2 separate regions of the Homo sapiens genome follow, and region 1 is linked to region 2. Evidence: read pairs that join two places in POLR2A ChIA-PET (ENCODE). Cell type or tissue: PC-3. All regions are shown on one strand. Each heading gives the region's core, and the rest is flanking DNA. Links, peaks and the distances in the headings are about the cores only.

What was found. ChIA-PET counts read pairs that join two places held together with the same protein. Peaks named below come from ENCODE experiments on the same cell type or tissue, not always from the same donor. Only the 100,000 strongest peaks of a DNase experiment are listed, where the experiment ranks them.
Region 1: POLR2A ChIA-PET joins it to region 2 with 17 read pairs; 4 of 35 experiments call an interaction of 5 or more read pairs at or near these places.

Annotation. Positions count from the first base shown.
Region 1 is chr19:39,807,292-39,816,690 of GRCh38, forward strand. LOC124904719 (a long non-coding RNA gene) reads right to left here and starts at 2,266. Exons shown (of 2, transcript XR_007067258.1): 1 at 2,131-2,266. In PC-3, for the core only: no CTCF peak of the experiment used is centred there; no DNase peak of the experiment used is centred there.
Region 2 is chr19:40,009,556-40,018,840 of GRCh38, forward strand. ZNF546 (zinc finger protein 546) reads left to right here. Exons shown (of 7, transcript NM_178544.5): 7 at 4,110-9,285. The coding sequence ends at 6,226. Among named protein-coding and RNA genes, the nearest start is that of ZNF546, 17 kb to the left of the region's middle. RefSeq lists an enhancer at 5,033-6,232. In PC-3, for the core only: no CTCF peak of the experiment used is centred there; no DNase peak of the experiment used is centred there.

The sequences.
Region 1 (9,399 bases), core at 403-8,402, 200 kb before region 2:
GCTCAAACAACTCAATAAGAAAAAAAAACTTATAAACTTATTTAAAAATGGCCAAAAGATCTGAATAGACATTTCTCAAAAGAAGACATACAAATGGCAAACAGGCACATGAAAAGGTGCTCAACATAACTGATCATCAGAGAAATGCAAATCAGAATTACAATATCATCTCACCCCAAGTAAAATGGCTTTCATCCCAAAGACAGGCAATAACAAATGCTAGTGAGGAGGTGGAGAAAAAGGAACCCTCGTACACAGTTGGTGAGAATGTAAATCAGTACAGCTACTACGGAGAACAGTATAGACGTTCCTCAGAAAAAGTGAAAATAGCTGGGCGCAGTGGCTCATGCCTGTAATCCCAGCACTTTGGGAGGCTGAGGCGAGTGGGTTGCCTGAGGTCAGGAGTTTAAGACCAGTCTGGCTAACATGGTGAAACCCCGTCTCTACTAAAAACACAAAAAAATTAGCTGGGCATGGTGGTGTGTGCCTGTAATCCCAGCTACTCCGGGGGCTGAGGCAGGGGAATTGCTTGAACCATGGAGATAGAAGTTGCAGTGAACAGAGATCGCACCACGGCACTACAGCCAGGCAACAGAGCGAGATTCCATCTCAAAAAAAAAAAAAAAAAGAAAAAGAAAAAGAAAAACTGAAAATAGAACTACCATATGATCCTGGCAGAATCCCACTGCTAGGTATATATCCACAAGAAAGAAAATCAGTATATGGAAGAGACATCTCCACTCCCATGTTTGTTGCATCATTGTTTACAAGCGCCCAAATTTGGAATCAACCTAAGTGTCCATAACAGATGAATGGATAAAGAAAACGTGGTGCATATACACAATGGAGTACTATTCAGCCATAAACAAGAATGAGATCCTGTCATTTGCAATGACATGGATAGAACTGGAGGACATTATATTAAGTGACAGAAGCCAGGCACAGAAAGGCAAACTTGACATATTTTAACTCATTTGTGGGAGCTAAAATGTAACAACTGAACTCATGGAGATAGAGAGTAGAAGGATAGCTGCCACAGGCTGGGAAAGGTAGTAGAGGGGAGAGGAAGTGGAGATAGTTAATGGGTACAAAAATACAGTTCGACAAAATGAGTATCTAGTATTTGATAACACAACAGGGTGACTACAGTCAGAACTGATTTGTTGTACATTTTAGAATAACTGAGGGAGTACAATTGGAGTGTTCATAACACAAAGAAATGATGAATGCTTGAGGTGATGGATGCCCCATGTACCCTGATGTGATTATTACACACACACCTATACCAAAATATCTCCTGGACCCCAAAAATATGTACACCTACTATGTACCCACAAAAATGGAAAAATTAAAAATAATTTTGAAAAGCTTACTTAAGAAAAAAACAGGTAAAATTTTCAAAGCTAGAGGACATCAGAGAAAAAGTCAGGATATAGTAAAAAAAAACATGAAACTTAAGCCACTTCTGGCCCTCCCATCAGAAAGCTTGATGCCAGATGAAGATTGCAGCCAAGAGCCCTGGAGAGGGGGTGGCACCGTGGAGAGAAAGAGAAGCAAGAAAAGAAGGGGTTTGGTGCTAGGTAGTTCTTGGTGATGAGTCATAACTGACTGCAAAAAGTCAGCGTAAATAGACACTTGGTGAAGGCCGGGCGCGGTGGCTTATGCCTCTAATCCCAGCACTTTGGGAGGCCAAGGCAGGTGGATCACCTGAGGTCAGGAGTTCGAGGCCAGCCTGACCAACATGGTAAAACCCTATCTCTACTAAAAATACAAAAATTAGCTGGGTGTGGTGGCGGGCACCTGTAATCCCAGCTACTTGGGAGGCTGAGACACGAGAATCGCTTGAACCCAGGAGGTGGAGGTTGCAGTGACTGTTAAAAAAAAAAAATAGATCCCTGGCGGGGCACACATACTGCTCCTCCCATCAAGGGATGGTTGGCATACCTTGGCTTGAATCCAGGTTGCCCTTAGTGACTTACTTGACCAATATAATTCAGAGGAAGTGGCATTCTGGGACTTCCGAGGCTAGAGCATAAGATGTGTGGCTTCTGATTGAGCTTTTTGGAAAGCTCAGTCTTGGAATGCTCCCTCTCGGAACCCAGTCATCACACTGTGAGAGGCCCAAGTCACCTGGAGAGGTTATGTCTGGCATTCCAGGCCACAGCCAGCATCAGCTTCCAGCCATGTGAGTGAGCCATCTTGACCTTCAGAGTGGGGCCTTTAGATAACTGTGGTCCCAGCTGATATCCAACTGCAATGGCATGAGAACCGCCCAGCTGAGCCTAGTCAACCTGGAGAACCATGAGTGATAATAATTAAGTTGTTTTCAACAGCAAAATTTGGTGTAGCAGTAGATAACTTAAACCGTGGGCTGCCTCCAACAGCTTCTGTAAATATCGACAACTTTCTCCTGATCTTAAATGTATGACTGCAATGTTGGAAATCTCTTAAAAGTGATGGGTGGAAACAGCAGTGTGTCTGGGCACAGAAGGCTTCCAATGGATGGCAAGACCAAGCATGATAATCTGTGGTCTCTTTTAGAGCCCACTCGGTAAAATGGGGGACCTGGAACCAACCTCGCAGGGATGTTGTAAGGATTCATGCAGTTAAAGCCTGCAACGCAGGTCCTGATGCATAGTAGGTGCCTCCTAAAATGTTAGTTTTAACGTGTGTATCATGTGGATCACTAGTTAACATGTGTTTGACTGCAGCTAAATGGCCCCAAATCAGCAGTGCAGTGGCTCACACCTGTAACCCAACACTCTGGGAGGCCGAGGCGGGTGGATCACCTGAGGTCCGGAGTTCAAGACCAGCCTGGCCAACGTGAGGAAACCCCATCTCTACTTAAAAAAAAAATACAAAAAGTTAGCCAGGCATGGTGTTGCATGCCTATAATCCCAGCTGCTCGTGAGGCTGAGGTAGGAGAATCGCTTGAACCCAGGAGGCAGAGGTTGCAGTGAGCCAAGATCATGCCACTGCACTCCAGCCTGGGCAACAAGAGCAAAACTCCGTCTAAAAAAAAAAAAAAAAACCAAAAGGGGCTGAACAAAAAAGGAACTGCATTGTTTCACATAGCAAGAAAAGCAGAGGTGGGTTCCAGGGTTGTTAAATTCATTAATTTATCTATTCAAACATTTTAGTTCTACTTCAGTAAAAATTTTATTTAAAAATACATGAGTACCAACCCATTGTCAGGCACTGTTCCAGGATCTGGAGATATAGCATAGAAGAAAGCAAAGTCCCTTAGGTGGTTCAGTGACATTATCAAGAACTTAGGTCCTTTGTCTTTTCTGCACTGCCATCTTCAGCATGACACCTGCATCACCAGATGGTGGCCACCGCCCCGGCATCACCCGCTTACACGGCATTTCCAGGGACAGAACAGGGAGTCTGCTCTAGCCTCTCTCTCTTTTTGTGATTCAACTTTATTGAGATATAATTTACATGCAATAAAATATATCCACTTTAAGTATAAAATGCAATAAATCCCAAAAGTTTCCCTCATCCCTTGTGATTTTAAGATACAGTTTTATCACATATTTTTGTATGCTTAAAAATGTTTCCTTTTGCTTGGCTTTGAGCTTTATAAATAGTATCATCCTATATGGAGTCTTTTGTTTTATTCACATTATGTTTCTGTAATTCTTTTTTTTTTTTCTTTTTTTTTTTTTTTTGAGACAGACTCTCACCCTCTTGCCCAGGCTGGAGTGCAGTGTCCAGGATCATAGCTCACTGCATCCTCGACCTCCAGGCCTCAAGCGACCCTCCCACTTCAGCCTCCCGAGTAGTTGGAGCTACAAGCACACGCCACTGAGCCCAGCTAATTTTTGCATTTTTTGTAGAAATAGGGTTTCACCATGTTCCCCAGGCTGGTCTTGAACTTCTGGCCTCAAGCAATCCTCCCGTCTCAGCCTCCCAAAGTGCTGGGATTACAAGCAGGAGCCACCATGCCCAGCCTAAATTCATCTTTTTCTTGTACATCTGTTGTTCCTTCATTTTCACTGCTGTGTAATTGTCCGTCATGTGAGATATACTAAAATTTATCAATTCTCCTTTAAATGGACATCAGATGTGTTTCTTTTTGCTATCAGATAAATGCTTTACAAAAGCATACAAAAGTTGACAGATGAACTTTGTATACTTGATCTTAGCCAAAGGCTGAGAAGAGATACTATGAACTTTAACATCTCAATCGATGCATGTGGTCAAATATCTCTTCTTGGGTAAGGACCTAGGAGTGCCAAGCATATGGGATTCAGATTTTCAATTTGGTTCAGTTTTTCAAAATAACAACAAACTACTTCCCAGAGGGTTGTACTAATTTGAACTCCCATCAGCAACATATGAGATGTCCTGTGAATCCCCATCCTCACCTACAGCCATCTTAACTTTTGTCAATTTGAGGCTGTGAAACAGAATTTTAGTGTGGCCTTTTTTTCTTTAGATGTTCCATATAATTAGGGGCTGGCTTTTAGTCAGATGGCTGGGACCAAACGATTGAGGAGGAAGGGAATTTAGAGGGTGACTGTAATGATGAATCTATAATTGGTAGGGGACAGTGGGCAGGGTGGGATGGAAAAAGGAGAGCCATGATGGACAGGGAGAGTGTGGGAACGTGGCCTGGAGGTTGCGCTGGAAGCAGAGGTGGTACTTGAACAAGCAAGCTGGAAGGAGAGGAAGTGGATTTCAGTTTCCTGATCTTTGTCTTGCTCTGATTAGGGATGAGTTGGAACATCTTTTCATGTCAATTACAAAACTACTGAAGCAACCAAAGAATCTCAAAGGAAAAGACCGACAGACTATTTTTAAAATTACTTTATTTAAAGCAATGTTTCTATGCAATTTAAATAAAAGAAATCTCTGGAGAAAAAAAAAATCTCTTTATCACAATCTATGTTGTACCCAAAACTGATATAACTTAACAAAGAAAAGACCAAGCCCCCGTTCAGGAATGTGCCATTGGTAAAGGGCAAATCCTGAGAGGAGCTACAGGGTAGCTCAGAGACAGGTGGGCAGAGCAATTCTACAGAAGGCAGATGTGATCCATGGCATGGCTACTGCACGCCCAGCAGGAGTCGAAGCAGCAGGAGATGCTGTGCTGGTGGCTGGGCCATCAAAATGAGGCCTCTGAGGCTGGCTTCACAGTCCAGTTGTGAAATGTGCACGACCCACATCTCACGTGTCATTTATTAATGCAGTATATTCACTGACTGTGTGCCAGGCTCTGCAGATAATGTGGCAACCAAGATAGACTCTGCCCCCATGCTCATGGATTTATTGTCCAAAGATGAGACAGACGCAGAGATGCTGACATCACAGCTGGTCAAGGTGGGACAGGGGAGAGGCAGACAGATGGGTCAAGGCTGGGATGGGAGAAACCCCAGGAGCTGTGGAAGCTCAGAACGGGCCCCCCACCCACCCTGGGGGACCAAGGGGGCTTCCTAAAGGAGACACCTTTACTGAGACCTGAACAGTGTATGGAATTAGTTGTGGGGAGGTGGGTGAAAGAAGGGTGCTCCAAAAAGAGGGAGAAGCACGTACAAATGCCCACAGGTGACAGGGAGTCGGGAGTGTTCTAGACCAGCATGATCCAACAGAAGAGTAACACGAGCCATACATGTGAGCTGCAAAGCTAATTAAACATTTTCTAATAGCCCAATTAAAAAAACCATAAAATTAATTGTAATTTTAATAATATATTTTATTTAACTCAATATATCCAAAATATTACCATATCAGTATGTGATCAATATAAAACATTTTTTTTGTACCAAGTCTTTAACTCTGGTGGGTATTTATGCTTAAAATATATCTCAAGTCACACGAGCCACATTTCAAGTGCCCAGGAGCCACATGTGGCCAGTGGCTCCTGTACTGTACTGAAGAGCAGGGCAACACCTTTGCTACTCAAAGCCTTGGCATCATTTGGGAGCTTGAAATGCAGAATCTCAGGCCCCTTCCTCAACCCACCGAAGCGGAATCTACATTCAAAATCCCAGATGCACATCAGAGTTTGAGAGAAATGGGTCCAGTTCTGCCTAAAATACTTCTGTGGCTTCCTACTGCCCTCATGATAAATGTCCAGCTATTGAGGTTGGCAATCATTCATTCACTCCTTCATTTACTCATTCATTCAGCGCATGGTTACTGAGCACCTACTGAGTGCCAGGCCCTGTGCTGGGTGATGTTGAGGACTCACCGACGGTACAGACAGACCTGATTCTGACCCTGCTGGAACTCCCAGACAGTTAATAAATGAGTAGCCAAATCACTGTTTCATTTGGACTATGTGAAACATAATATGCTTAATGTGAATTTGCAGTGTACAAGGAGTGTCAGGGAAGGTCTGACCCGATTTGAGTGGAAAGGGATCCAGAAAAATAACCCAAATAAGGGAAGAGGCCACCACCATGGCGAAAGGCCACAAGCAGATTAAATGTCCTATTGCAGAGGACAGGATTGCCAAGCAACTCCAGCCCATTCATGGTCATTAAGAAGGATCGTTTTCAGGCTTCAGAGAAATGTGGAGAAACGCCTGGAGTATAGGGTTACAGAAAATGAGCCAGGGACAGAGCTGGTGCGGTGATATCACCCCATGCACAGACTTGTCTGAATTTGGAAAATGAGGAGAAAGGAGGGGATCAGAGAATCAGGAAGATGGGCAATTTGTCAGTAGGGAATGACTTGGGGCAAGAAATTGCAGGTTATCTTTTTTTAGGAAAATTTAAAAATCCCTTAACAAAACATATCTAGATTTGCTTTAAAAATAACTGAGGCCGGGCACGGTGGCTCACAACTGTAATCCCAGCACTTTGGGAGGCTGAGGCAGGCGGATCATGAGGTCAGGAGTTCAAGACTAGTCTGGCCAACATAGTGAAACTGTCTCTACTAAAAATACAAAAAAATTAGCCAGGTGTGGTGGTGTGCGCCTGTAATCCCAGCTACTCAGGAGGCAGGAGAATTGTGTGAACCTGGGAGGCGGAGGTTGCAGTGAGCAGAAATCGTGCCATTGCACTCCAGCCCGGGCAACAGTGTGAGACTCTGTCTATAAATAAATAAATAAATAAATAAATAAATAAATAAATCTGAGCAGCAGAAAAAGATGTGCAAGGTATGGATTAAGCAACAGTGGCCATATGCTGGTAACTGCAGAAGCTAGTGATGAGAACGTAGGAGTTCATCAGCCTCTTCTCTATGCTCTTATGTATGTTTGAAATTTTCCCTTAAAATAAGTTAAAAGTGTTTTACTTTTTCTTCTTCTTTTTAGAGATAGAGTCTTGCTCTGTCACCCAGGCTGGAGTGCAGTGGCACGATCACTGCCTAGTTCACTGCAGCTTCAACCTCCTGGGCTTAAGCGATCCTCCTGCCTCAGCCTCCCAAGTAGCTGGGACAACAGGCTTGCACCACCATGCCCAGCAATTTTTTTAGTTATTGTAGAGAAAGGGGTCTCACTATGCTGCCCAGGCCAGTCTTAACTCCTGACCCCAAGCAATCCTTCTGCCCTGACCTCCCAAAGTGCTGGGATTCCAGGAATGAGTCATGGTGCCCAGCATTTTAAAAATGTTTTTCTTTACAAATAATTGGTGATGTTGAAAGGTTTCTAGTCGCTGGAAAAGAAAGCAATTTAAGCCCCTCTTCCAAAGGAAGAAACTGTAAGATCAGAAATATGAGTTTCTCCTTTCAGAATAGAGTCAAGGAGGAAGGTGGTTAAAGGCACACATGATAGAACTGAGACTCCTAGGTTCAAATCCTGTTGCAGGCACTTACTAGCTATGGAACCTGAAGTAACTGATTTAAACTCTAAATGCCTCACTGAAAACCTGGGATAATAACAGTAGCTACCTCCTAAGGGGTATGTGAGGATTACTGGATGTATGCAAGCTGGGGGTTTAGAAGAGTGCCTGGCATGAAGAAGGCACCATACAAATGTGGGCAGTTACTGTGAAAGCCTATGCTAGCCAGGCTTAGAACTGCAAAATGTCCCAAAGCACATCCGCTAATAGTCTCTCTTTCTTTTTTTTTTTTTTTTTTTTTTGTAGAGACAGAGTCTTGCTGTCACCCAGGCTGGAGTGCTGGAGTGCAGTGGTGCGATCTCGGCTCACTACAACCTTGACCTCCCGAGTTCAAGCAATTCTCCTGCCTCAGCCTCCTGAGTAGCTGGGACTACAGGTGCACGCCACCATGCCCGGCTAATTTCTTTTGTATTTTAGTAGAGACGGGGTTTCACCATGTTGCCCAGGCTGGTCTCAAACTCCTGAGCTCAAGCAATCCGCCTGCCTCGGCCTCCCAAAGTGCTAGGATTACAGGCATGAGCCACCGTTCCCAGCCCACTAATAGTCTCTTTACTGAACTCACTGTGCCAACAGCCACTGATATCAGAGTGGAAGAATTCTCCCAATGCCAGTATTAATAATCTAGTTAACTTCCCTCTTGCACATACAAAATCCTTTTATACAATTCAGTTGTTCTAAATGCTTGTGAGACATTTTTTAGATACCTTGTAAGTCATGTTTATAAGGATAATTGTGATAATTAATATAGAAGATTCTCTTAATCAATGTGACTCAAAAGGAAGCTTACAAGTGATCCTTAAAATTTCACTCTGGTGTGACAACCCTAGTGTAAAGAGAAATGAGCCTCAGTTTTCTTCCTACTGCTGTAGATTTTTTAAAGTAATAAAGTGATTCCTGAAAGTTGTTTTCATCTTAAGCTGACACATAATGTGATTTATTTTCCTGTTTACTTTTCCCCCTACAACAGGTTTAATTGCGTTAAATGGTGAGATGGGAGGCCAAGAGCCCAGGGAGGAGGACAGGCAGAGACAAGGTGGGAGAGGACCGGGTTGGACCAAGGCAGAGTGGAAAATGGGAGAAGGGAGAAGATGTGAGAGATGTCCAGCAGTCCCAGAGGACAAGCCCTGGAAGCTGATGGGCTGGACGGGGGGCAGGGATGGGAGGGAGGCATTCAGAATGAGGCCCATGGCTCCCTCTGAGAACCTGGAGCCTGGAGGGGCCACCCCTGAGACAAAGGCTGAGAGAGCATGTTTGGAATCTGGGACATGGTGAGTGTTAAGGGCCCAAGGATTGCCCAGTTGGGATTGGGGGATTGTCCATGAGGCCTCCGGATCCTCCAGGTCTAGGGCTCAGAGTAGAGGTCAGGGCTAAGGACAGAGTGTGTCATCTGCACAGAGATAGGAAACAGACCATGAAAGAGGGTAAGGTGGCCCCAAGGTGAGAAGAGAGAACATAGCCCCACCACATTTAACAGACTGGTGAAAACAGAGGAGCCCGCAAGGAAGCAAAACGTAGAGGAAATGTCAGGGGATAGCAGACTCACAGAAACTAAGGGGAGGGTGTGCTCACAGAAGGCAGGCAGGGTCACCACAGCCGATTTTTGCCA
Region 2 (9,285 bases), core at 1,286-9,285:
ATTTGCTAAGTTGCCCTGTATATTGTGAAACCATTTCAAAATCAAAATAATAAACATATCCATCACCTCCAAAAGAAATCCCTCCCTCATGTCCCTCTCTACCCACTGCCCAGGTAAGCACTGATCATCTCTCTGTCACTATAACTTAGTTTTCATTTTCTAGAATTTTGTATAATGGAATTATATGGTGATTTTTTTCTTCCTTTTTTAAAAATATGGTGATTTTTAAAATTTAGCTTCATTCACTCAGCAAAATTATTTTGAGATTCATCCATGTTGCTATATGTATCAGTACTTCATTTCTTTTCATTGTTGAGTAGTATTCCATTGTATGGATGTACCACAATTTACTTATCCATTTATGTATAAGGATGGACATTGAGTTATTTCCAGTGTTTGGCTATTACAGATAAAGCTACTGGAAACTTTCATGTAAAATTCTTGGTATAGACTTATGCTTTCATTTATCTTGGGTAACTGTCTGGGGTAGAATGGGTAGATCATATGATAAATATATGTCTATTTTTTAAGAAACTGCCACACTGTGTTTGAAAGTGGTTGTATCAGCCAGTAGCAGTGGCTTATGCCTGTAATCCCAGCACTTTGGGAGGCCGAGACAGGTGGATCACTGGAGGTCAGGAGTTCAAGACCAGCCTGGCCAACAAGGTGAAACTTCATCTTTACTAAAAATACAAAAATTAGCCAGGCATAGTGACAGGCATCTGTAATCCCAGCTACTTGGGAGGCTGAGGCAGGAGAATCACTTGAACCCTGGAGGCAGAGGTTGCAGTGAGCCGAGATTGTGCCACTGCACTCCAGCCTGGGTGACAGACCAAGATAATGTCTGAAAAAAAAAAAAAAAGAAGAAGAAAGTGGTTGTATCTTTTTACTTTCCCAGCAGAAGTTTATGAAAATTCCAGTTCTTCGACATTCTTGTTAGCACTTTGGTATGGTCAGTCTTTTAAATTTTAGCTTTGCTAATAGGTGAGTAATGGTATCTCACTGTGGTTTTAATTTTCATTTTCCTAATGCCTAATAATCCTGAGCAACTTTTTATTCTTAATTTATCATCCATATATCTTCTTTGGTGAAGCATCTATTACAGTCTTCTGCTCATTCTCTTTGCTTCTTTCTTTCTTTTTTTTGAAACAGAGTCTTGCTCTGTTGCCCAGGCTGGAATGCAGTGGTGCGACCTCGGCTCACTGCAACCTCCGCCTCCTGGGTACAAGCAATTCTCCTGCCTTAGCCTCCTGAGTAGCTGGGACCACAGGCATGTGCCACCATGCCCAGCTAATTTTTGTATTTTTAGTAGAGATGGGGTTTCACCACATTGGCCAGGCTGGTCTCGAACTCCTGACCTCAGATCCACCTGCCTCAGCCTCCCAAAGTGCTGGGCTTACAGGCGTGAGCCACTATACCTGGCCTTCTGCCCATTTTCTAATTGCATTGGTTGTTTGCTAATTATTGGGTTTTGAGAGTCCCTTATATATTCTGGATGTAAGTCCTTTATCAAATGTATGATCTGTAAACTCTTAACAGTGTCTTCTGAATAGCATAAGCTCTTAATTTGATTAAGTTAATTTATCACATTTTTCTCTTATGGATTGTCCTTTCAGTCATATTTAAGAAATCTTTGCCCAATATAAAAAGTACAAAAATTTTCTGTTTTCTTCTAATTTTTTTTTTTTTTGACAGAGTCTCGCTCTGTCACCCAGGCTGGAGTGCAGTGGCACAATCTCGGCTCACTGCAACCTCCACCTCCCGGGTTCAAGCAATTCTTCTGCCTCAGCCTCCCGAGTAGCTAGGACTACAGGTACACGCCACCACACCCAGCTAATTTTTGTATTTTTAGTAGAGACAGGGTTTCACCATATTGGCCAGGCTGGTCTCAAACTCCTGACCTCATGATCTGCCCACCTTAGCTTTTCAAAGTGCTGGGATTACAGGCGTGAGCCACTGCCCCCAGCTTTTCTAGAAATTTTATGGTTTTAGATTTTTACATTTGTATACCTATTGTACACAAACTCTTCCAGAAACTTTAAGATAAGGGAATACTTCCAAACTCACTCTTCAAGTCCAGCATTACCCTGATACCAAAACCAGACAAAGGCATTATAAGAAAAGAAATCTATAAGTCAGTATCTTTCATGTACACAAATGCAAAAATTCTAGACTAAGTTTTAGCCATTTGAATCCAACAATTTATGAAAAGAATAGTAGTTACTGGCCATTCTTGGCATTCCTTGGCTTGCAGACGCATCACTGCAGTCTCTGCCTCCATCTTCATGGCACCCTCTCTTGATCTCCCTATGCCTCGCTCTTATAAGTACACCTGTTATTGGATTTAGGGCCCACCCTTTTTCCATATTAGGTCACATTCACAGGCACTGGGAGTTAGGAACATGTCTTTTCTGGGGGCCACAATTCAACCTACTACATCTGAGAATAAAGGCGTTTATTTTTCTCCTTTCTAAAGCCTGTGTTCTTCACCTTGCCTTACTCTACTAGCCAGGACCTGCAGTGTAATTCTTGACTAGCAATGAGTTTGAGGATCTGTGAATGAGTAATGATAAAACAACTGATGCTCACCAAATAAAATATCTCAGTACTTGAGTTGGGACAGAGACAAAGAGAAGGAACAGTAGCCACACACACAGGGCAAATGTAAACAGTTTTGGAGATGCCTAATGTTCAAGGTAACAATAGGTAATTGGAAAATGATGAAATACAAAAATGACTTTTCCATTTATACTTTTGATTGAGCAATTTTGGATGTATCTTTGTTCCCTTTCAGAAGGGAAGTGATCCAGGAAAGAGCATATTTAATTGCTGTACTAGGATGAGATTGGAATCAGGGAGATATATTCATAACTATGTTGTAATTTGGGGAAATTAAGTTATTATACTTAGCTGCCCTCTCAGTGACTTGTTTGTAATATTTACAGAGGTGGTTTGCAGAGGTCTTCCAAATAAGAAAGGGGTTTTTATCAATGGTAATATGTTTGGGTTTTATTCTAGGGGGAACGAGAAACTCTATTCTAAAGGGAAAAGAATTAGGTACAGATTTTCAAAATGATCTCCATCAAAGCCATTTGATGAAAAAGATTTTAAATGCACATATCCAGGACTTGCTCCTATAGATTTTGATTTTGTCTGGTTTGGTGCCTGAAGAACAGTATATGTAAGAAATTTCCCTAAATCCATCCTAAATAAGCGGATCACTGATTTACCCTATTATCCTATTCACCTATTTTACCATTCTTTTTTTTTTTTTTTGAGACAGAGTCTCGCTTTGTCACCCAGCCTGGAGTGCAGTGGCACAATCTTGGCTCACTGCAAGCTCCACCTCCTGGGTTCACGCCATTCTCCTGCCTCAGCCTCCCGAGTAGCTGGGACTACAGGCACCCGCCACCACGCCTGGCTAATTTTTTGTATTTTTAGTAGAGACGGGGTTTCACCATGTTAGCCGGGATGGTCTCGATCTCCTGACTTCATGATCCACCTGCCTCAGCCTCCCAAAGTGCTGGGATTACAGGCACGAGCCACCGCACCCGGCCTATTTTACAATTCTTAAAAGTCACATCATTTTCTGAGGTATTTTGCCTTCTTTTAAATTGCACTACAATAATTTAGAGTTCTCTAAGCCAGGAACCAGCAAACTATAGCCCATGAGCCAAATAGCTCACTGCCTGTTTTTGCATGGCTCTTAAGTTACAACTGTTTTTTCCATTTTTTTAATGGTTGAAAAAATCAAGATTTTGTTTCATGTAAACACTTTTTGAAATTTAAATTTCAGTGTCCATAAGTCAAGTGTTATTATAACACAGCCACACTTATTATCATCTGTGGCTACTTTTGTGCTGTAATAACAGAGCTAAGTAATTGTGACAGAGACCATATGCCTCCCAAGGCCTAACACCTTCACTATCTGGTCTTTTAAAGAAGAAGTTTGTTGAATCCTGCTCTAAACCATTTATTTCTAATGTATGTTATTTCTGTTTATCTTTTATTTCTACTATGAGGTACAACCCCCATCCCTGCCCCAACACAGAAAAATAGCATTATAGCATTTGTTTACTCTTTGCTTTTTTTTTTTTTTTTTTTTGCAGATTTGGAATACAAGTATATTACCAAGAATTTGCTTTCAGAAAAGAATGTTTGCAAAATCTATTTATCTCAATTGCAGACAGGGGAAAAAAGTAAAAACACCATCCATGAGGACACCATTTTCAGAAATGGTTTGCAGTGTAAACATGAATTTGAGAGACAAGAGAGACATCAGATGGGATGCGTTAGTCAAATGCTAATCCAAAAACAAATATCTCATCCTCTACATCCAAAAATTCATGCTAGAGAGAAATCATATGAATGTAAGGAATGTAGAAAGGCCTTTAGACAACAGTCATACCTTATTCAACATCTGAGAATTCACACTGGTGAGAGACCCTATAAATGTATGGAATGTGGAAAGGCCTTTTGTCGAGTGGGAGACCTTAGAGTACATCACACAATCCATGCTGGGGAGAGACCCTATGAATGTAAAGAATGTGGGAAGGCCTTTAGACTTCATTATCACCTTACTGAACATCAGAGAATACATTCTGGTGTGAAACCCTACGAGTGTAAGGAATGTGGGAAAGCCTTTAGTCGTGTTAGAGACCTTAGAGTACATCAGACAATTCATGCTGGAGAGAGACCTTATGAATGTAAAGAATGTGGGAAGGCCTTTAGACTTCATTATCAACTAACTGAACATCAAAGAATTCATACTGGTGAGAGGCCTTATGAATGTAAGGTTTGTGGCAAGACCTTTAGGGTACAACGACATATTAGTCAACATCAGAAAATTCATACTGGTGTCAAACCCTATAAATGTAATGAATGTGGGAAGGCCTTTAGTCATGGCTCATACCTTGTTCAACATCAGAAAATTCATACTGGTGAAAAACCCTACGAATGTAAAGAATGTGGTAAGTCCTTTAGTTTTCATGCAGAACTTGCTCGACATCGTAGAATTCATACTGGTGAGAAACCCTATGAATGTAGAGAATGTGGAAAAGCCTTTCGTCTTCAAACGGAACTTACTCGGCATCATAGAACTCATACTGGTGAGAAACCCTATGAATGTAAGGAATGTGGGAAGGCCTTTATTTGTGGTTATCAACTTACTTTACATCTGAGAACTCACACCGGTGAGATTCCCTATGAATGTAAGGAATGTGGAAAAACCTTCAGTAGTCGCTATCATCTCACTCAACACTACAGAATTCATACTGGTGAGAAACCCTACATATGTAACGAATGTGGAAAAGCCTTTCGTCTTCAAGGAGAACTTACCCGACATCACAGAATTCATACATGTGAGAAACCCTATGAATGTAAGGAATGTGGGAAGGCTTTTATTCATAGCAATCAATTTATTTCACACCAGCGAATTCACACCAGTGAGAGCACCTACATATGTAAAGAATGTGGGAAGATTTTTAGTCGTCGCTATAATCTTACTCAACATTTTAAAATTCATACTGGTGAAAAACCCTACATATGTAATGAATGTGGGAAAGCCTTTCGATTTCAAACAGAACTTACTCAGCATCACAGAATTCATACTGGTGAAAAACCCTATAAATGTACAGAATGTGGGAAGGCCTTTATTCGTAGCACTCATCTCACGCAACATCACAGAATTCATACTGGTGAGAAACCCTACGAATGTACGGAATGTGGGAAGACGTTTAGTCGGCACTATCATCTTACTCAACATCACAGAGGCCATACTGGTGAGAAGCCCTACATATGTAATGAATGTGGGAATGCTTTTATTTGCAGTTATCGACTTACATTACATCAAAGAATTCACACTGGTGAGCTTCCATATGAATGTAAGGAATGTGGAAAGACCTTTAGTCGTCGGTATCATCTTACTCAACATTTTAGACTTCATACTGGTGAGAAACCTTATAGCTGTAAAGAATGTGGGAATGCCTTTCGTCTTCAAGCAGAACTTACTCGACATCACATAGTTCACACGGGTGAGAAACCCTATAAATGTAAAGAATGTGGGAAAGCCTTCAGTGTTAATTCAGAACTTACTCGACATCACAGAATTCATACTGGTGAAAAACCCTATCAATGTAAAGAATGTGGAAAAGCCTTTATTCGTAGTGATCAACTTACTTTACATCAGAGAAATCATATTAGTGAGGAAGTCCTATGCATAATGTAAAGAGAATACGATGGCCTTTAGAAAATGCCCTTTAGCAGAGAATTTGTAATTTAAGAAATTTTCTGTTTGTTACGGAACATGTGGGAATCCCTTTTACTTCATGCTCACAATTTATCAGAAATTATTTCGTATGTTAAAGAGTCGAAAGACTATAGCATCACTCAGTCCCTGTTAGACTTTAGAAGATTGATACTGATGCACTGCATCCCAAACCATCAAGGGCCTTTTCCCCTACAAACTGTTGTTGAACAGTGCTTCTCTAAAATGCAATAATAATGGGCCAGGTGAAGTGGCTCACACCTGTAATCCCAGCACTGTGGAAAGACAGGAGTTCGAAACCAGCCTGGGCAACATAGTGAGACCCTGCCTCATGGCTTTAGTGAGCCATGATTGTGCCACTGCACTCCAGCTTGGTGACAGAGTGAGATCCTGTCTCTAAATAAATAAATAAAATGCGGGCCAGGCACAGTGGCTCACACCTGTAATCCCAGCACTATGGGAGGCCCAGGTGAGCAGATCACCTGAGGTCAGGAGTTCAAGACCAGCCTGGCCAACATGGTGAAACCCCTTCTCTACTAAAATACACAAATTAGCTAGGCATTGTGGGGGGTGCCTGTAATCCCAGCTACTCAGGAGGCTGAGGCAGGAAAATTGCATGAACCTAAGTGGCAGAGGTTGCAGTGAGCTGAGATCGCACCACTGCACTCTAGCTTGGGCAACAGAGCAAGACTCTGTCTCTTAAATAAATAAATAAATAGATTACCAGAAAAATGAAAAGAAAAAAACAGACATACAAAATAAAAGCCCCAGTTTTTTATTATGGTATTTAACTGAGTTAACTCTGTCAGATTGCTGCAAACATTTCTAAATACTTGCTCTTGGTATCTATAACTTTTGCAGAGACCAGAAGCAAACAATTTGTGGGCCAGTGTCAACACATGGACCACACTTTATATAGCACTGTAACGGAAAATGATTCTGTTAATGTAATGAACATGGGAAAGACCAGCCTTGGCCTATCTTTATGATATATATAAATAATATAATTCTCATAATTCCACCTCTGCCTATGTGGTGTTTGGCAAAACATGCCCCTGTGCCTTGGTTTTTAAAATGGTAATAACAGTACCACCTAATAGTATTTTTGTGAGGATGAAATGCTAATAAAAGATAAAACCTTTAAAAGAGTATTTGGCACACAGCATTTTATCAATAAATATTGCTTTATTTTTTTCATTGGGGATACATTTAGTACATTCATGTGAGAGGAAGGCCCTGTGGGTGTAAGAAATTTGTAAAAACTGTCCATTACCTTTCACTCCTTATTTAGATTGGAATAATTAACTGGAGATAATATCCAGTAAAATAGATTAAACTTCCATTTATAAAGTCAGAACCTATCTCTGAAAATTAATGTGAGAAAGAAATCTCTAGATTTGATGGGTGTGAAGATTATGAGAGTAAAGTTTTGAAGACTCAGGGATAGCTGTAATGCTTTTTTCTTTTTATAACCCAAAAAGCAGGTATGTCAGTCGCTTTTTCTGCCCACAATGATAAATTAAAAACAGCCACTATCCATTTGGAAAACTTAAAAGAATAATGAACAGTTATGTTCTATCTAGATTCAGCAATTGTTAATATGTTGTCACATTTGGTTTGCTTATACATAATATTTACATATTTTGCTGTAGTATTTGAGTATAAATTGCAGATACTATAACACATCACATCTAAGAATAAAGGCTGCCTCCTACTTAATTGCTATATAACAATTGTCCAACCTGTCTGTGCCCCAGGGCAGCTTTGAATGCAGTCCAACAGAAATTTGTAAGCTGTCTTAAAACATGAGATTTTTTTTGTGATTTTTTTTAAGCTCATCCGCCATTGTTAGCACATTTTATGTGTAGCCCAAGATAATTCTTCTTCCAGTGTAACCCAGGGAAGCCAAAAGATTTGACCCCCAGTAACTTCACACCTAAGGAGATTAGCAATAATTCCATAATCTGTAATATTCAGTCTGTGTTCATATTCTCAGTTGTGTTCATTCTTTTCATTTGTGTAAACAATGCTTTTCATAGGTTATTTTTAAATTCAGGAACCAAATTCATGAATTACATTTGTGCATTGTTCGTCTCTTTTAAAGTAAGAATGGCCCTTCCCCCCACAACTTTATTGCAACATTGACTTTTTTTTTTTTTTTTTTTTTTTTTTTTTGAGATGGAGTCTCTGTCGCCCAGGCTGGAGTGCAGTGGTGCGATCTTGGCTCACTGCAAGCTCCGCCTCCCGGGTTCAGGCAATTCTGCCTCAGCCTCCCCAGTAGCTGGGACTACAGGCGCCTTCAACCATGCCCGGCTAATTTTTTGTATTTTTAGTAGAGACGGGGTTTCACCATGTTAGCCAGGACGGTCTCGATCTCCTGACCTGGTGATCTGCCCGCCTCAGCCTCCCAAAGTGCTGGGATTACAGGCATGAGCCACCGCACCCGGCCTTCCCAAAGTATTTTTAAATGTGCTTTTTTATCCCCAGTATTTCCCATTAACTGGAATTTGGGATTAGAGACCCAATTAGGGACAGATTAAATATTTTGGCAAGAATACTTAATGGGAGAAATTTTGTATTTCAATTTGTAACCCATTAGGTGGCATACAATGTCATTATACCACTATGGTATCCTTAGTTCATTCACTTGGTGTAGCAGAACATACATTCCAAAGATGGCCACACCAATATATCCCATTCTGCATGTTCATCTTACAATGTGATACCAACACTCCCCAAGAGGTAGAGCTCATGGTCCTTCCTTTTGAATCTGGCCAGGTGGGCCTGTGTTTATGGCAGGAATAACACTGTGATTTCCACGACTAAGTCATAAAAGGCAATACAGCTTCTGCCTGACCCACTTGGGATGAAGCCCAGCCACCATGCTATGAAGATGCCAAGTAATCACATAGAAAAGCTAAGTAAAGCTGTCCTGATTACAGCTGTAATTGAGGTAACAGCCGGGATCCAGCACCAAGTGTATGAGGGTATGAGCCTTCAGATGATTCTAACCCTTAGCC